Regions from separate parts of the Homo sapiens genome. Here region 1 is linked to region 2. Evidence: chromatin loops called from intact Hi-C (ENCODE). Cell type or tissue: IMR-90. All regions are shown on one strand. Each heading gives the region's core, and the rest is flanking DNA. Links, peaks and the distances in the headings are about the cores only. Region 1 overlaps LOC101928387 (a long non-coding RNA gene). Region 2 has its middle 280 kb from the start of LINC02398.

Region 1 (10,056 bases), core at 746-8,745, 84 kb after region 2:
AAACTTTCTTTGATTCTCTCTGGAAAATACCCTTCCAACCCACCCCCCTAAAAATGTTGGCTGTTGATGTAAGAAAATATTAAGTAAATAAATTTAAGAAAGGGATGATTCGAAGCCAGAAAATGTAAGTTTTGGATAAATTAAAAGACAAAATATTAAACTCAGCCAAAGCTGGGATGTATGATGTAAAGTTCACCAGATGCTCTATATAAAAACAAGAAAGAGCCATTCTTTAGACTGTTTCAAGGAGTGTTCCAATAAAATGCAAACATTGCTTCTATATGAGAAATCAAACCATATTTTAAATTAAAAAGGGGCTCAACTTACAAAATAAAGGGATATATAACAGATGACTCAGGGTAAATGTGATTAGAGAAAAAGCTGGAAGCTTACTTTTTTTTTTTTTTTAAGTAGTAGGGAAACTAATAGGGAGTGAGGGCACTGGACTGACCTTTGCTGTGAATAAAAGTACATTTAAAGTGTTAACAGAGAATTTTCCCCAGAAATATGAAGTGCACATGAGATACATCATTAACTTAGCATGTTGCTATAGGAGCATTTTCTTTCACAGCAAAGAATACACTGCGTTATATATCAACAAATACTCAGCGCAGATGAAAAATCACAATCATAAAAAGTAGATAATATTTTTAAATATAAAGTCAATATATTTTCTTACACTAATTTCTAGTTCCCAGTTTTCCCAGGGGTCTCCCTTACATTGAATCAATGGTATTAATTACTTAAAAGAAGTCAGTTTTGGCCAGGCATGGTGGCTCACGCCTATAATCCTAGTACTTTGGGAGGCCGAGGCAGGTGCATTGCCTGAGCTCAGGAGTTCGAGACCAGACCGGGCAACATGGTGAAACCCCATCTCTAATAAAATACAAAAGAAATTAGCCAGGCGCGGCAGCATGTGCCTGTAGTCCCAGCTACTCAGGAGGCTGAGGCAGGAGGATTGCTTGAACCTGGGAGACGGAGGTTGCAGTGAGTAGAGATTGCACCACTGCACTTCAGCCTGGGCAACAGAGCAAGACACTGTCTCTAAAAAAAAAAAAAAAAGTAGTCAATTTTAAGTTTTAGGTTATATTTTAATACAAGTGAATCAACAGGTTTTACTTTCAGAGAAATAAATTGTTTTAATCCTAAAATCTTTTATTAAGTTCAGAATATAGAATTTATGAGACTAAAATAGAAAGAATGCAGGTTATGACATCAAAGCAGCTTCCTGTACATAGGAAAGGAAGTAAAAGCTCAAGTAGCAAGGCAAGAAGTAGAAAGAATTGAAAAGGTAAAGCTAGGCCGGGCACAGTGGCTCAGGCCTGTAATCCCAGCATTTTGGGAGGCTGAGACTGGAGGATCACTTGAGGTTGGGAGTTCGAGACCAGCCTGGCCAACATAGTGAAACCCTGTCTCTACTAAAAATACAAAAATTAGCCAGGCATAGTGATGTGCACCTGTAATCCCAGCTACTTGGGAGGCTGAAGCAGGAGAATCGCTTGAATCCAGGAGGCAGAGGTTGCAGGGAGCCGAGATCGTGCCACTGCACTCCAGTCTGGGTGACAGAGAAAGAATCCATCCCAAAAAATATTAAATATTAAAAATTGAAAAGGTAAAGCTAGCGTAATATAATGCCTGAGATTCCAAGAAAGAAATCAGGGCCTACATACCACCTTCCTGGGCCACAACCTGACAGAAACGCCACCACCACCACTACCACACTCCTGCCAAAAAAAAAAATTCCCCAAATCTCCATGCCTGGCTAGCTAGATGAGCTAGAGCTAGCATTTCTAGTAGTCCATTACTTGAGAATAGCATGCAGTAGATCCTGAAATTTGCATATGCTCACATGGGTAACATGGAAATTCTAAGAACAATAGACTTTTTAAAAGATAATTTCATTTTTTCAGGGAAGTATAATGACTCCCATACAAATACAAACTGAACACAATTCAAAGACTGTTTTTAACTCATTAATTAATGAGGGAATTGGTAAGATGTTACATCTGGCTCTAAAGAGAATTCAAAGAATATATATATAAATGCTGCAACAAATTTACAAATAGATGCAAAATGGAGCTGTCTGCAGGGCAATAAATTATTGCATTCCACTAGATACAAGTCATTTGCATTGCTGCAGACAAGAATCATATACATCACTTTTAGTTTCCTACAATTTACAGAACTGTAAAATAGCTCAAACACAATGAAAGGAACCAGATAACTAGAAGGATACACTAGACTATGCTTTGTTTTTCATTAAAGACTCGCAGTAATCTTTTCTTTCAATTTACAGTCTTTCGCAATGATTGGAAGATACCTGTGATCTGGAGAAAAAAAATGAGAGTCTACAGAGACCTTACCTCCCGAGGCAATGGCAAATCTCACAGCCACTAGCAGTGACAGTCAAGAGAATGACCAAGAATAGGATCCAACCAGCCCACTATGAGGAACACCAGCACAGAAGGCCTGGTCACCACAGTGGGATAAGGGTCCAGCTGGTAGAGTCCAGCAAAGTCCCAGAGGGTAAAGGCCTCTTCCACTCTCTTCAAGATACTAAGCTTCTGCATGAACCCAGGCACCAACTTGGGAAGGAGGAATGAGGAGAGACCCCTTGAGAGATAAGAAAAGCTTAAACTTTTAATGAGTATTTAGCAGAAAGCAATTGATTTGAAACAGAAGAAACTGGGTTGCTTTTTATTGACCAGGGGCATATGCTGAATTGTGCCCTCACACACACAAATTTGTGTGTTGAAGCCCTAACCCTCCATACCCCAGAACTTAACTGTATTTAGAGATAGGGCCTTTAAAGAGGTGATGAAGTTAAAACGAGGCCCTAAGGGTAGACAGTAATCCAATCTGACTGGTATTATAAGCAAAGGAAATTTGGACATACAAGGAAACACTAGATGCCCACACACAGAGGAAAGACCATGTGAGAACACAGAGAGAAGGCAGCCATTTGCAAGCCGAGGAGAGAGGCTTCATGAGAAACGAGCACTGCCAACACCCGAATCTTGGACTTCCAGCCTCTAAAACCATAAAAAAATTAATTTCTGTTGTTTCAGCCATCCAGTCCCTGGCATTTCATTACGGCAGCCATAGCAAACTAATACAGCATTTTAAGGGTTGTGGGGTGTTCATTTCATATCAGTAGGAGCAAAAGCAAGATGAAATGTCGGTTAAATAAAATGTAAAAAGCTACTTGTTTGTTTTTTGGTTTTGGACATCCGTGGGCATTTTAATCCTGTCATATAGGATGAGTGCTTCATAGGTTTTGGACACATTCTCAGACCCAAAGATACGAATAACCTTTACTAGTTAAAGGTCTTCAATAGAGCAAAGCCTATGGCCACCAAGGAAACAAGTCTCAAAGAGCTCAAAACCTCCTTCTGGCCACTGCTCAGTGTCAGGCTTCTACAGGATAGAAATGATGAGGGGAAGCAGAAGGTATAAGACTGGAAAGAAGATATTCTTTTTTTTTTTTTTTTTTTGAGACGGAGTCTCGCTCTCACCCAGGCTGGAGTGCAGTGGCACAATCTTAGCTCACTGCAAGCTCCACCTCCCAAGTTCACGCCATTCTCCTGCCTCAGCCTCCCAAGTAGCTGGGACTACAGGCACCCGCTACCATGCCCGGCTAAATTTTTTGTATTTTTAGTAGAGACGGGGTTTCACCATGTTAGCCAGGATGGTCTCGATCTCCTGACCTCGTAATCTGCCCACCTCAGCCTCCCAAGGTGCTGGGATTACAGGCGTGAGCCACCGGGCCCGGCCAAGAAGATGTTCTTGAGTCAGGTTCTTTCCTAAAATCATGATTGGCAGTTATCTTCATCCATTTGTGCTGCTATAATAAAGTTCCTGACACTGGGCAATTGATAAAGAATATAAATGTATTTCTCTCAGCTCTAGAGGCTGAGAAGTCCAAGGTCAAGGCACTGGTAGGTTTGGCGTCTGGTGAGGACTGCTCCATCAGTGGCATGTTCTTGCAGTGGCATCCTCACATGGCAGAAGGAGGAGGAGTAAGGAGACCTTAAGCCAGTTCCCTCTAGTCCTTTTACAAGACACTAATCCATTCACAAGGGCAGAGCCCCCATGGCCTAACCACCTGCTAAAGGCACCCCTCCTACTACCACCACAATGGGGATTAAGTCTCAACATGAATTTTGGAGCAGACATAAATGTTCAGACCATAGCAGCAGTATTTTTTCTCTTTTTCAAACTGTTATGTGTTTCTGAGCCCTTCTGTTGGGGGAGAAAGATCACAAAGGTTTTCTGGAAAAGCAATTCTAAACAGATATCTGAAGAATATGTTTTTCATTCAGTGATTGCTAAGGAAAAAAAAAAAAAAACTCATTAGCTTTGACCTGAATAAGGATACACTCATACACTCAGGCCTAAGTGTCTGGTGTAGAAACAGTGCCACACTAACTTCAGTGAGAAAGAAAAGCACAAATACTACATTTCCAAATTTAGTCAACTAGGGACATTGAGTCAGGCCAATTTAAAACAGGTCCAAAATTTCATCATTCCAAGGAGTTGAGTATTGTCTCTTATCTACTAATCTAAAATTAAATTTCCCGTTTAGCTTTGACATAGAGACTATTTATAGACATTCAAAAAAAAGAAGAAAATCAAAAGGCTTAAACCCAGGTCATAGGTCCTAAAACCAAAAGCAGTGAGAAGAAAGTGACATCTAATGGTTGGTTTCCTTCAAAACATCTCTGGTTGCCCCCTAAAACTCAAGAGACAAGGAAAGGGAGATTTTGACCTTAGTCATTAGAAAAAGTCTCAAAAATCCTAAAAAGTCAAAAATGTCATCCAGCCCTCTGGGAAACCGGCTCAATGCATTCAAATTAATGTCGTGCTGGGCTGCAGAAACTTTTGACCAGAAGGCATTCCAAGGAGTAACCATAAACAGCTTAAATGATATTAGATGCGTCATAAGATCTTTTTTTACTCTTGTTAAAAATAACAATAACAAACACTTATGAAGTACAGACATGTGCCAAATCCTGGCCTAAGTGTCTCATATATACTAACTCATCTAAAGATATTTTTCCACAATATTTATACGCATGAATAAACAATAGATTCTACTAAAATTCTTAAGGCTAAAGTAGGAATGAATTAATGTTGTGAAAAGACAGGAATATTAAATGTATTTCATTACTTCTTAGAACAGAACTGCAAAAGAACTTGAGAGGTCATAGTTCAGGAGTTGTTGAAAAATCTATCCCATGAGAGAAAATGCAGCATTTTCACTTATTTTTATTTATTCCTTCATTCTTTCTATGCTGCTCTTTGCTTTCTTGTCTTCCATCTTGTGAAAATATTTATGACAAACTTTTTATCCTGTCATTGCATTTTGCTGGTACTTTTTAGGCTTAAAGGTGAACTCCTGAAGTTTATCTCCTTCCAGGCATCATCTCTTCAATTCTGGAAACAGTTACCAGATAAATGGTGGTAACTAGCTTAAGCGTCACAGGACAAACGGCCAGGCTAATATCAAGAGTAGGTATATGAATCACAGCTATGTTTCTGCTGCAGCAAAATGTCTTCAAATAAAAATTAGACCATAAGCATTAAACTGCCTACTAAAAGAAGATTTTTTTAAATATTATATGTTAACCACTCAACCAGTTAAATATCAAACAATATAAACTGCTCCTACATTTAAGTGTAGTTTCATTTTTCATACAAGTTATAGAAGTCATATGTATTCTTACCTACAGTTTTATCAGTCAATAAATTACATGTGTTCTCCTGCCTATACGTAAGTTCAGTCTGAGAGACAGCATCAGGGATTTTTTTATAATAACCATTCCTTTGCAATGAATAAAGACACTAATTTATCTCTTATGGACTCATAATTTGTTCTGAAGCATCTTCTGTTGTTATGTGGACCCTCTTCATGCTCCTTGAAGGCTGGAGGAGTGCAGTGATCCAGGGCTTCACTGGTCTCCTGCTTTTGGAGTTTATCTCTGCTATATGCAGAAGCTTTTATTCCCTTTTCCTTTTGTAATACTCAGAACAGAAAATGCATAGACTACCTACCCTTACCGAAATATATAAAACTCTTTGCTTATATTTCTTCAATCAAGAAGAGGTTCTGTTGAGAACCAAATTTCTACATGGCCCAATCTTCTTTCCTTCAACTTTAAAGATCATTTATAATGTATTTTACAAAGAACACATTAGGATTATCTATTAATCAAGCTGGTAATCTCCATTAGAGGAATTGATTATTTTGTACTCCTCAGAACAAAAGGAACACAAATTTCAGACATATAACCCAGAACAAGTATAAGGATTTAATCAGCCCACTGCTGAAAAGAAAAAGCCCTGGCCCGTATTATTTATTGGTGACTTCCAGGAGCATGGACATAAGATCTTTTTTTCTTTCTGTTTCTTAAAGAGGAAAATTGCAAAAGAAACAGGAAATCTATCCTTTTCTCTTAATGCCTCTTAAGAGGAAGAAATGTTTCAGTCACGTTTCTGACTGTGGAAAAAAATGATAAGTTACTGGTTAAAAAAAAAAAAATCAAAGATGAACTCCATAACATTCTCCTTTCCTTAGAGTCCTCAAACTCTCACACAGTCCAGGCCCCAGAACCCTGCCCTCAGTTTCTTCCCAAATAAAGTCCTCCTCAACCTTTTAGGAAGCTTCCCTCCCAGCCTCACTCCAGGCATTTTTCCAGTACCCAAGAGGCCCTGGCACATGTTGGGTTCTCAATACCTGTGCCCTAAGTTAATTAACTATAAAACGAGCATGGTTATAAGCTTATTTTCAACTCATCCACAGGTCAGTTTCTCTGGCCAGAGTCAGCCTGCAAATACAGTAATTTCAATTTCACAATTGTATTTCTAGAGCTGTTGAGGGGAAGCAATCATGTTAGGCCAAACTAGCAACTGAGCCAGGCCTTGTGTCAGAAAGATGGGGGCTGACAGTGGCTAAGGCAATTTCCTCCAAAACACTAGGTAGTTAGGTCAGGAGAAACTTAAATAAGGCAATAGCTCTTCTTGTCATCAGAGGCCTTGGTTTTCACATCTGTAAAACAAAATCCTTGGTCTAAATGACTTCTGACACACTGACTTAAATTTTGCCACAGAGTTCAAGCTAGAAACAAGAAAGTAGCTGTAAAAGCCAGGGCCCTTCATGGTATAGCTAAGAGAGAAATCTAATTCACCAAAAATTCAGAGAGGGGAGTGCTTCTCATGAGAAAAGAATGAGAGACTAATTCCCAAGGATTTTCTCTTCAAATAGCACGTCGTGGAGAAAGAAAGATAAATGGAGAAATGTGGCAGTAAAAAAATTCTGTAGATGAGAAAAAAGACAGGGAACTTCTTAGTACCTGCCCTAGTCGTAAATTGTCAATAGAGACATGCTTTTCAAACTATGGTAAACAACTTGTTTTGTTTTTTATTTCTAATTTTATTGTAAGCTGATCTCTGATCTTTGTTAAGTTAGAGAGAGACATCGTAACACTTCATCTCTAAAGTATGGAAAGAGAGCAAACACTATCTTGAAGGTAATAATTACAGAATTGCTTAGCCCTGGTCTAGCAGATTTTAAAATAAATTTTGCAGAAGTGCGTTAAAACGAGCACACCGTGAAGGGCCTACTTGCAAACTAACAAGTTACCCTGCTAGAGTTTATGGATGCTGGGAGAAGACGTGAGACTCCTGGATTACAGGCAAATGAGAGGCTATTACTCACCACAATAGTAGTAGCCACGGTATCAGCATCTGAGCCAATTCCTCCAAACCCCAGTACCCGCAAGGTGATGCAAATAGGGCTAGATAATACCAGCATCCACAGTCAATTGTGTTCCAGCAAAAAAAAAACAAAAAAACAAAAAACTGAACTTAGAAAACCTGAATATTTTATAACAGGAAATAAGCATGCCTGCCTATGTCCTGGAAAGAGACATCATCCTTATTATATTGTATAGTAAGCATGCTTATATGTTTGCCCCAGAGGAGGACTACCTCTACCTGCCAAGGTGTATTAGTCTCCTGTTGCTGCCATAGCAAATTAGCACAAACTTAGTGGCTTAATGGATACAAATGTATTATCTTGCAGTTCTGGAGTCAGAAGTCCAAATTGGGCCTCACTGCGCTGAAGTTTCTTTTCCATTTTCTTAACTTTTTCAGCTTCTAGAGGTCACCAGCATGCCTTGGACCATGGCCCCATTCTTCCATCTTCAAAACTAGCAAAGGCAAATTGAGTGCTTTTCACATCACATCACTCTGACCTCATTCTTCCACTTTAAAGGATCCTTGTGATTACGTTGAGCCCACCTGAATAATCCAGGATAACCTTTGTATGTGAAGGTCCTTTAGCTGATCAGCATTCTTAATTTCATCTGTAACATAAATTTTCATTTGTTATGCAAGGTAACGTATTCACAGGTTTCTGGGATTAAGCTATGGACATATTTGGGGAGCCATTATACTGCCTACTACACAAAATAATAAGAAAATCTGCCCTTTGTTCTAGAGCAAGCTTGTCCAACCTGCAGCCCACGGGTCACATGTGGACTAGAATGGCTTTGAATGTAGCCCAACACAAATTGGTAAACTTTCTTAAAACATTATGAGGGTTTTTTGAGATTTTTTTAGCTCATCAGCTATAGTGAGTATGTTTTATTTGTGGCCGAAGATAATTATTCTTCCAATGTGGCCCAGGGAAGCCAAAAGATTAGACACCCCTTTTCTAGAGGGAGATACAATGTCTGTTGTCCAAGGCTGTTAACTATACTATACAAGCACCCTTCAAAAGATAGTTTATAACAAGGAGAAGTCAATGCTTTGCTTCACAAAACACACAGACATGTGAAAGAGCCATAGAAGATGGACCCTCATGACCAGCTGCTACTCTTACATATCGGCATAAGAAATCGAGTAAGGATATTTAATTGCTTTAAACTATATGCATATATTTTTTAAATATGACACCTGACCATTTGGATCACAAAGTTATCTTGGTCAATATAGGTTAAAATCACTATATAATTCCATATATTCATGGAAAGAGAAACTATACTGAATCTTTTTAACAGACGTTTCCCAGTTTAATCACGGATGAAGTGTGTAATCAACCATCATCCACTCACAGAAATCAATGAACACTTACAGGAAACAAAGTGGTTTGAACAACCCAACAAAGTTTGCTTGGAGGTCAATGTTGGGGAAAGAGTCTTTTGATATTTAATTCCAGTGCTAAAGAATTTTCTCTATCAGGAAATTCTTCATACTTAACCTTAAATCTTGGTATTTGCAGCTTTAACTCATCTCCTCTTAATCTGTCCTCAGGGAGCTCTTTCACATGATCCTTAGTGTCTTCTAGAAAGGACAAAGATGAGACTCTCATGATACTCTCCACAATAAATTGTTCTGAAAGAAATTTTCCCTGCTGCTCTTATACCAAACCCATAAAAGATATATGCTTCGGTAAATTTTAGTTTTCTAGTGAAGATTAATTCTATCCATACTAAAATATTCTCATTGGAGTAAGCGGAGAGATGTTTATCATCTTTGGAGAAAGATTTGCATTTTCTATTTTGTTTGTAATAAGTTAAAACAGAAGTTACAACTGAAACAGCAAGGAAAAAAATAGATGATAAAGTACGAGACCATATGCAGAAGTTGCAAAGGAGTTAGCCAAAAACTCCTTAACAATAGCTCTTAAAATCCTTCGTGTACATCAAGGTTATAAAAGGGCATATTGATAAATATTGGTAAGAATTTGTGAAAATAATTTATTTGGGAACAGCTGTTGCCCCTCTCTGAATCCCAGTGCTTCAACATCGCAAAGGAGTTTAGGGAAAACCTGACCCTTACCTCATGAGGGCAAGAGAGAGCTTCAAGAAGACTACTCTGAGAGTAAGGCAATCCTCCTAACTGATGAAAGCTGGATAAAGAAGAGTTTGCTTCTGTTTTGGAATCAGCCTTCATTTCCAAAGTTCATCTAGGCAAATCATGTGTTTCTTCTATACAATGTGTGGGCCTAGGGTCACCATGCATGGTGCGCAAGTTGTATGCTGTCAAGGGTAC
Region 2 (10,056 bases), core at 1,443-9,442:
TTCAAAACGGTCCCATCTCCTGTCTTAGAATTGTATCCACCGCAAGTCTTGGGAGGAATAGTTGTTAATAATGCTTCCTACCAATCTCATTAAAAGCTCAATTTTATATATTTTTCGTGTTTGCAAGGGAAGGGATGCAGGGAGCTTGGAATGAGAAAGTTTGATTAATGAAAATGACATGGCTGTGAAAACAAGACAATTGAAGACAAAAATGAAACAACCATTAGAATTTATTCAACCAATGTCTGTAAGAGACTCTGATAAACCAGACATCATAAAGACTAAGATCATGAAGGTTTTCTGTTAACAGACTGAAGAAGAGGCAACTTATATGGATTCGTAAACCAAAGCTTGGGAAAGTGATGATGGGAAGGTTTTTGAGTTGAAATGACAATTCATGAATATTTTCTCAGTGGTGTTTTGGTGGACTGGAGAGATGAAGGAATAGGAACTGGAGGTAAATTACTTGTGCTGTAAATTTAAGTCAGTACATGTGGTATCTATTCCTTCCAAAATTTTAACTGATTTTCAAATTTGTAAATCTATGTACTTTTAGGTTGTTAATATAATCTATAGCATGGAGCCATAGGATCATATGTCAAAATTTAGTTCCAAATGTGCCTTTCAAGAAGTCTTTTCTCCTCAGATCATTCTGCAGCTGTTCCATCGGTGCCCATTTACACTATATTTTGTATAGTGTGACAGTTGTATTGTGGGGGTTAAACCCTTAGATTCGGTCCAGTTGTTCTAATAGGCTGACTCTAAAATTTATAAGACGTGTGATCCTAGATTTTCTTAATGAAAAATCCCTTAAATGCCCTTATCACAGTTCCTGGCACAGGAAAAGTAGACAATAAATGTGAGGCACTATTATTTCTAGCTTAATTGTTTTAAATTTTTTGGTTTCATATACATATATTTGGCCCCAAGAAATGTCTATTGAATAACTCTCCTCATAAATAAACTTCAATGCATGGACATATCATAATCAAACTCGAATACCTTCACTTACAAATTATCAAATGTCTAAAATTCAGAGCATTATTTTTATAGTGTTTCAGAAATCTGGAGCATCTTTTAAATATTGTGTAGGTTTAGTAAGATCAGATTTGAGGGTTACACTGACTATAGCAATGTGTGCCTAATTCCATGAACTTTAATATCTGACATGCAGAGATTCAAATCCAGTCCCTCATGTGCCTCTTACCCTCAAACATCCAAAATTTCCCTCCAAATAAGATACAAGAAATTGAGGGATAACTTCTGTATATATCATGGTTACATTTTAAGGCTAGAAGGCACAAGAATAGAAGACGATGAAGTATAAACATTATGATAAATTTTCAGTACTCTAGCCAGACTCCGTATCAGGCCATCTCTTCCCTAGAGGGATGGAAGAGGGGATTCAGCCACGTCTGTAGAGGTGTGTGTTTGAGAACCAAATGCAGGGAAACATCTCCCTCTCTGATGTTGAAGCTCGGGGCCCTAGTTCATCTGTGGTTCGTGATGGATCCTGAGATATTTGACAAAGTCAACATGAGATGCTCCTAAAGTTAGAAGGCTGTATGGCTGACTTCTTGAGGGATTTGGAGGCATTGTTTGGTGATTCTACAGCGGTGTAGCTGACAATCCTTGAAGCGTGAACATTAGCAACTGCAGAGACAACAGAATCAGCAATGATTCAGGGCTCCTTATCTTAAAGAAAGCCTCCTACCATTCATACCTTTTTTATTTTTTGCTTTTCAAACTACTACTTGATACCTAAGCTTCCTGAAGGCTTAACAGAATCCTTGACTTATATATAAATATATGTTGTTTTACAATCCTGCTTTGCAATATGTATATGACAGCACTATACAAAAAATAATTTCTTTGCCAATTGCCATGGTTCTAATAAAAATAAAGTCAAACTTGATACTGATATAACACTCAGGGTGTTCTTGTTTATGGACATGGTGATTTTGGGGGAAGAAAGGGGCTTTTTCTTCAACAATACATTTTGTAGTCACTAATATATTATTTCATTTAATCTAGTTGCTTCCCTAAGGCTTACCACAACATTCCTTAAAATCTGTAATAATTGTCAAAGTAATTTAGGTTTAACAGGAGTTATCGCTGGCAAAGCTTAGGGGGAAGCAATGAGCATTAAGGTACAAATAACTTCCTAAAAATATCACCTGCAATAGCTTTCAAATGGTATTCTTCATTATCTCTCCACCTACTTCTTAAAACATTAACTCAAAAGACTTTCTTGCTCATTTTCTTATATTTTTCTTTTAAGGGAGCAAAGTTGTGGCATGCTCTAAAGATATGTTATCATTGGCACACAGGCAATTAATTTTTATTAAACAAAAGTGATGTTGGAATTTTAAAATTATAATTAATATATGCTGAAGCAGGGGGAATGAATAGCCTTCCCATTATGAATCACCCAAACTCTCTCTCTAGGTATTCTTTTCACATAAAGTTGAAATGAAAAGCCTTTAGGTCCTTACAGTTGCTGTTGTTGTTTTAATAAATTATTCAAAAAGCTGGTTCAAATGTGATTTTTTAGTAGTAGTGTGCTGGTTTATCAACCAGCTATTATTTGTAGTCTTTGCCCCTCTTTATAAATAATTCCACCATGGCAGATTTCAAGCCACACCATCATCCTGCCAACATGCTGTTGGGGAGAGATTCACCCAATCAGTTGTCACAAGCGGGTATGAACCCATCAGGGCTGAGCTAGAAGAGGAAGAACAACTCCAAGTTTCGCTGTTACACCACCATGTGGAGAAATGGGCAGTCATGTCAGAAATAATCTTTTTCTTCTGCCTTATAGACCTGACAAGCTTCGCTCACTGGGATATTTTCTAGGAGTTTACATTTATCTCAGGTCCTAGTCTAGGAGGTACATCAAAAACAACTAAAAAAAGATGGTTAGGCGGGGGAAGGGCATTCACTTGTCTAGATGATGCCTTAATAGCACTTAGCATAAATTAACCTAGGAAATTCTCAAGGATCCCTAAGGCATAAAGTAGGCAGTAAGTGTGGATTCTATTTGATAGGAAGTTAAAGGTTTCTGAGAAGAAAAGAAATCAAGTTTGGCAATAGAACATTAAACAGCAATAAACATTTTTGGCTGCTTAGTAGAAGAGGCCCGCTCCTCTGGGAAAAAACCACTGCTCTTTATTCCCCCCACGTACTCCAGTCTTTGTACTTTGAACAGTTGTTCCACTTAAAAGTAACCTACTTTTTACCCAGCAAGAGCTCAGGGACCTGGTTAGTATCAACACTTAGAAGCAGCAGCTTCTGTGAATTTGGATCTTCCTTTCACCTCCTCCTGTATTGTCACTCATCATAAAAACGTATGGCTAGAATAAAGTGTAGCCTTATGAAATAGGCCACATTATTGAGAAATTAAAATTTGTTCTATCCTTCTTGCTGAAAACTCACTGTCCAAAAAAAAAAAAGAGAGAGAGAGAGATTATTTTTTTTTCTTCTGTCAGACTTCCTTTTGTGTTCTGAATTCCCCAGGAGAAGAGGAACCATTTTTGGCTTCAGACCCGTTGGAGCAAATTAAGCAATAGAGTCCCAAAGGGCCTGGAGCGTTTTGCCCCACTAGACCCTGAAGTGAGCTAGATATCCAGAGACTGGAAGCTGGGGATGGTGGACTCTGGAGCAGTGGTGGTAGGTTGGGAGTAGAGGACACGCACCTTCACAGCACCTAAGAAGTAGCAGAGCTTCTGTGTGAATGTCTAGAACCCTGCACAGCGTGAAGGTTCTGTGTCAATGCCCCACGAAGGCGGTGAATGGTAAAAGAGAAATGCCTCCAAAAGGACCACACAAGCTTAAACAACAAACATCTCAGTGACTATCAACAAAGGCAGAGAATGGAGGCCCTGGTCCAATTTTTCTGGTTTATTTAAGCCCCTTGGGTCTTTTCCCATTCTGCGTGAAGTAGGGAAGTTCTCCTTAAAAAAAAAAAAAGAAAAGAAAAAGAAAAAAAAACTTGAGTTTGGATGTCCTGCTAGCCTGCTAGCCAGGAAAATGGAATAACCCATATTTAATTTGATTCATAACAATAAAGAAATGAGATGCTTTTTGTATACTGATATTCTTGAACACCAACTGGATACCCTATCCTACTAATCCCGTACTGCTTATGAATGTTCCCTGGTTCCACAAATATCTCCACTGCAAATGAACTAACTACTCAGTTAACTAGTTCAGAGTTCGGACATTTTATATCTGCAACATGTAGATTACCCTAGTCTTGGTATGCCCCTTTTTTATTAAATTAAACTTTATTAAAAATGTGTGTATCCCTCTTTAAATTTGTAATTACCACGAAAAAAGATTCCTACCATATGTTTTTTGCCTGATTTGGATATTTAGATATATCTGAGGGGCATTTCTGAATTCTTAGCTGCTGTGTGCAGTTTTATGAAAAAAAGCAAAAGCAGAAGAAACATGACAAATTTATCGATCTCCACCAATAAGTCAAGTGGCCAAAGCTCCCTTGCCTTCCATTCCGTCAGAGAATAACGGAGCAAAATGCAATTATAAAGCATAAGGTTCTTGTGCAGCTTTGCTCTGAAGACAGTGAGTCCTGTTTTCTGCTTTTAACTAAAAGCAGTATTTCTACCTTCAAATTGGACAAGTCATTTCACCTCTGTGGGCCTTGGTTTCCTCACCTAAAAGTTTGCATGTTCAACTAAATGATCTCCAAGGCTCTTTATAGCACTAAGATCCTATGATTTCAAGCTATTATATGAAATCCAAGAAACAAAAGACAAGAGGAGCATTGTTCTCATTCTATTGTTCATCCAGCTGGATTTATCAGATTAAGATTCTGAGTTCATAAATAAGAAAGAAAAGACACTTATACAATATAGAACGCATTTGCAGTAAGAGCATTTTTCATCCATATGGATCTTAACTATTTCACGTGCTAACAAATAATTGAACAGACTATCTATAGAAATGGTTTTGTCCATTCATCCACTTTTCTCTATCAACGTAAAAATAACTTTATTGCTTTTTTATAAAACTGTGTTTAAATAAAAATAGGAAAATGCAATTTTCAACAGTTTCTGAGATCTAGTTATGAGAGAAGTTGCCACAACCTCAAACATCTCTTCAAATGAGGACAAAGGTAAGAGTGCCATCTGCTGGCCTAAATTGTCTAATTGTGTCTTTAAAACTTTATACAGTAAAATACTTATGAAACTTACCTACATTCTGCTTTGATGAAAACCCTGAGCTTTTCAATAACTTGATGTGTGGAGCTTAAATACAATAATCATTTTTCCAAGTGTCCAAAATACACAAAGCATATGAGTATAGCAAAATATTACTCCACAAACTAAATAAGTACTTAATTTAAATATATCCTACAATATTTACCATATCGAAAAGCTACAAATCTATTGGGTCCAAAGGTAAGTAGATAGTGTCTTTCTTTAAAAGCTTCTGAGAAAACTAGAATATTTGGAGTGTTTGTACAGCAGGAAATGGTGTCAATCATCAAAAGATCCCTCAGTTTAATAGCAGAAACCTGAATGGTAACTCTATAGACGGGGTTTAATTAAGAAAGAAAGAACACACAGTTAACTTGGAAAATCATATATCAGATTTAAGCATAACTTCATGCCTCCACACTGGCATCAATAGGTAGATGAAGGCCACAATGAAACACTAACTGACTCTCCTCTGTGGGATAGTGTGGTATTAACTTCTGGGCTACCAGGAGCACTATTATTCTTTTTTTTTTTTTTTTTTTTTTTTTGAGACGGAGCCTCGCCCTGTCGCCCAGGCTGGAGTGCAGTGGTGGGATCTCGGCTCACTGCAAGCTCCGCCTCCCGGGTTGACGCCATTCTCCTGCCTCAGCCTCCCCAGTAGCTGGGACTACAGGCGCCCACCACCACGCCCGGCTAATTTTTTGTATTTTTAGTAGAGACAGGGTTTCACCGTGTTAGCCAGGATGGTCTCAATCTCCTGACCTCCTGATCCGCCCGCCTCGGCCTCCCAAAGTGCTGGGATTACAGGCGTGAGCCGCCGCGCCGGTCTTTTTAACCCTTTCTTACCCGCAAAATCCCCTTCAGAGAAGATTCTCTTCCAACAGGATCCCCTATAGCAATGGAGATGCTCAGGGAATGTTTCACATAAAACAAATAAAATTCAATCAGATTACTAATTCAAGTAAGTCTGAGGTAATCTCAGGAAAATTTACTCCATTGCCTGAAATGTTGGATAACTGTATAGGGCAATGCTGAAAAGACATCTAAGGAGGAGTGTGAAACAACTGGAATATTTTTCATTCAAAAAAACTACTTGAAACTTTCTATGTAAAAAGCATTTAACTAGAAAAAAAAATTATTCTAAAGAGATAAAGTTCAATATTACCAAGAACCCAAGAGACAGACAAGCATAGCTTTTAAGGATCCTTGGCATTCCTATTAATTTTCTGTCTTATTTATAAAAATAGTCTCCTAACAATTCATTTATTCTTGGTTTTAAGGATGTTTTATTTTCTCACAATGATATGCTGTGAAGTTGTATGGAAAAGACAGTTATTAAAATATTAAAGTGTAGTGGCTCACGCCTGTAATCCCAACACTTTGGGAGGCCGAGGTGGGTGGATCATGAGGTCGGGAGTTCAAGATCAGCCTGGCCAAGATGGTGAAACCTGTCTCTACTAAAAATACAAACAAAAATTAGCCAGTTGTGGTGGTGGGCACCTATAATCCCAGCTACTCGGGAGGCTGAGGCAGAGAATTGCTTAAACCCGGGAGGCAGAGGATACAGTGAGCCGAGATCGCACCACTGCACTCCACCCTGGGCAAAAGAGTGAAACTCTGTCTCAAAAAATAATAATAATATTAAAGCAAGTAACTAGTATACTGTGAATTTAGGCATAGGCGAAGACAAGATCTATATGGAAAATAACATATGCTTTACTATTCTTTCGTTCAAAGTTGGTATCAATTCTGTTATTTCCTCTGTGTATGAATGTGAATGACTAATGAGTAAGCCACCCTATATATCACTCATGGCCTGTATATTGAATTAAAGCTGTTTCATGATAAAAGGGCCGTTTCAGTTAGTATTGGTGCTGTATCTTTGTACCTTTTCCATTTATGTGTCCCAGGAAGTGTGAATGCAGTTGCCTGAAACTCACATGCTCCTTCTGATCTCTGAGAGTATCTTTAGGTCATTTTGTGTGACTCCACCAATACTGCAAAAGTCCTAATAATAGGGCTCCAAAATCACATCCACAAGAATGCAGGAAACCAGTGAGTTTACAAGTCAATGACAATAGATAACTTGGAGGAAATTAGTTCATATAAAACATGTCACTCTTCATATTGTTCCAGATTGAAACAATGTGAAAGAGAACAGGATGACTCACCTGTAAATGGTAAAAATAAAAATATATATGGCCAATAAATTAGTAGTCAAAGAAAAATTTAAACAACAATGAAGTACTATAGATAATTCACCAGTCTAGCATTGTTGATAATTTAATTATTGAGAGCATGAGGGAACAGACTACTCACATAAGCAGCTGGTAGGAAAATAGAGTGATCCAACATTTAGATAGAGATGTGGAAATAGAACTAGACATAGATATAGATATATATTCTTAAAGATATACAAATATTCATACCATTTCACTCAGCAATCACATTTCTAGGATGAACACAGAATTATTCATAAGGTTGTTTATCTTAGTTACAGACAAAAAACATAAACATCTACTTACACTGAATTGATAAAATGAAAATAAATTTTTGTCTCTCAATATAATGGAATTTCATGAAGCCAAGAAAAATTATGTTTTATTAACAGAACAATAGTTTATGGGTTGAGAAAATGCCTTTGATATACTGTTCAGTGAAAAGAAAAGGTAGGTGATAAGTTCAATCAAGTCAATATTTGTGAATACGCATATTTAGTAAGTATACGGTAACTAACATAGAAAAAGACACTGAAGAAAATATAATAATAATAGTTTTCTTTGGAATAGAAATTACTGATTTTTTCATCATATGCTTTTCTATATTTTCTAAATTTTCTGTTGTGAATACACATTCTTTTTACCAGAAAAATAGTTTTACTTAAAATAAACACAATGCAAGATGAGACATTTGAGAATAAAGTAGAACTTATGTTTTGAGAAGACCAAAGGCTACAGTACTTTCAGGCACCTCAGTTAAACAGGGATTAGTACTTGGGCAATTCATCTGGCTCTTAATTTCCTGGACATGGAGCCAAAAATGGAGTAACAATTTCCATTTTCTATCTACAGAAAACATATTGAGTTACATACATATTTTTTTCCAAGAACTATAGTCAAACAAGAATTCACTATTTGCATCCTTATATAAAAAAGACTTCATGAAATATATTGAGCTATCACTTCAACAGTGGTCTTAAAAATTGGTCGGTTTCAGCTGGGCATGGTGGCTCACACCTGTAATCCTAGCATTGTGGGAGGCCGAGGTGGGAGGATTGCTTGGCCCCAAGGAGTTGGAGACCAGCCTAGGCAACATGGCAAAATCCCGTTTCTACAGAAACATACAAAATTAGCTGGGTGGCATGCACCTGTGGTCCCAGCTATTTGGTGGGAGGATGGGTTGAGCCCAGGAGGTTGAGATTGATCACACCACTGCACTCCAGCCTGGGCAACAAAGCAAGACACTGTCTTAAAAAAAAAAAAAAAAAAAAAAAAAAAAAGTCAATTTCTTTTGGCATCTTTTAGGCATCGACCCTATAATAAATCATATTCCACCACATGAAATTAAGTATAAATACAATTTTGTGTGAGATCACTGTAATACATGGCAATAGATGGGTCCTTGTAACATGTATTCGGGTAACAAGTATTTTTAATAAAATCATAATTATCTAATACTGCTCTATTCTGAAAGAATCATTTTGGTTGTAACAAAGGCTTAGTTAGAAGCAGAATGTTCCCTTTTACTCAAAGGGAATGTTTTAATATCTGAATATCTTAGATTAAAACAAGCACTTCCATTATTTCCCAAAGGAATTACAACGGGTTATCCACGTGTATTTTTGTGTGCTACACACTGGCATTTATAACATGCTTTGATTCACATCAAAACCCATTTGCTTTAAATTTGAAAAAGACCTTATATAAAGTGTCCATCTGCATTCTTATAAATAGCATAAAAATTCCCTAGAAGGATTAAGTTGATCATGTCAACTTTTCCTACCCATACATACAACAACCATTTCATCCATCACACAAAGTCAAAACAAAACCAGGGAATGGGTCTTTCTCTTAACCAGTCTAGATATGCCAAACTTTCCTTTGACTAAATGCTAGTATACAATGCAGTGAACACTCACTTGGCCTTGCTTCCAATCCATGGACAAGTCATTCTCTCATCTATATTCTCCCACTATGATACCCTTTTAGTATGTTTAGGAAGAACCTTGCTGATACCTATGATACCTGTCTCAGAAAAGTTATGAGCATACCCCAGACATCCCTGTTCACACTCAGGTTAATTTTTTTCAGATAAGGTCTCACTCTGTTGCCCAGGCTGGAGTGTAGTAGCATGATCACCCCTCAGGCTGAGAAAATCCTCCCACCTCAGCCTCCCAAGTAGCTGAGACCAAAGTCACGTGCCACCATGCCCAGCTAACTTTTGAAATTTTTTTTTTGTAGAAATGAGGTCTCGGAGGGGAGGAGCCAACATGGCCAAATAGGAACAGCTCTGGTCTACAGCTCCCAGCGTGAGCGACGCAGAAGACGGGTGATTTCTGCATTTCCATCTGAGGTACCGGGTTCATCTCACTAGGGAGTGCCAGACAGTGGGAGCAGGTCAGTAGGTGCAGCTCACCATGCGCGAGCAAAAGCAGGGCGAGGCATTGCCTCACTCAGGAAGTGCAAGGGGTCAGGGAGTTCCCTTTCCTAGTCAAAGAAAGGGGTGACAGACGGCACCTGGAAAATCGGGTCACTCCCACCCTAATACTGCGCTTTTCCAATGGGCTTAAAAAATGGCACACCAGGAGATTATATCCTGCACCTGGCTTGGAGGG

Evidence for each region. A loop is a pair of places that touch in the nucleus more often than their neighbours do. Peaks named below come from ENCODE experiments on the same cell type or tissue, not always from the same donor. Only the 100,000 strongest peaks of a DNase experiment are listed, where the experiment ranks them.
Region 1: a loop joins it to region 2, with 5 times the contacts of the local background. A loop is called at or near these places in 3 of 110 quality-filtered maps.

What each region holds. Positions count from the first base shown.
Region 1 is chr12:19,649,685-19,659,740 of GRCh38, reverse strand. LOC101928387 (a long non-coding RNA gene) reads right to left here. Exons shown (of 7, transcript XR_007063236.1): 4 at 9,263-9,345; 5 at 7,718-8,366. Among named protein-coding and RNA genes, the nearest start is that of AEBP2, 220 kb to the right of the region's middle. In IMR-90, for the core only: a CTCF peak has its summit at 4,696; a DNase peak (open chromatin) is centred at 4,940; H3K27ac peaks cover 4,758 bases.
Region 2 is chr12:19,734,486-19,744,541 of GRCh38, reverse strand. No RefSeq gene overlaps it. Among named protein-coding and RNA genes, the nearest start is that of LINC02398, 280 kb to the left of the region's middle. In IMR-90, for the core only: a CTCF peak has its summit at 5,145 (motif pointing left); a DNase peak (open chromatin) is centred at 5,121; H3K27ac peaks cover 1,118 bases.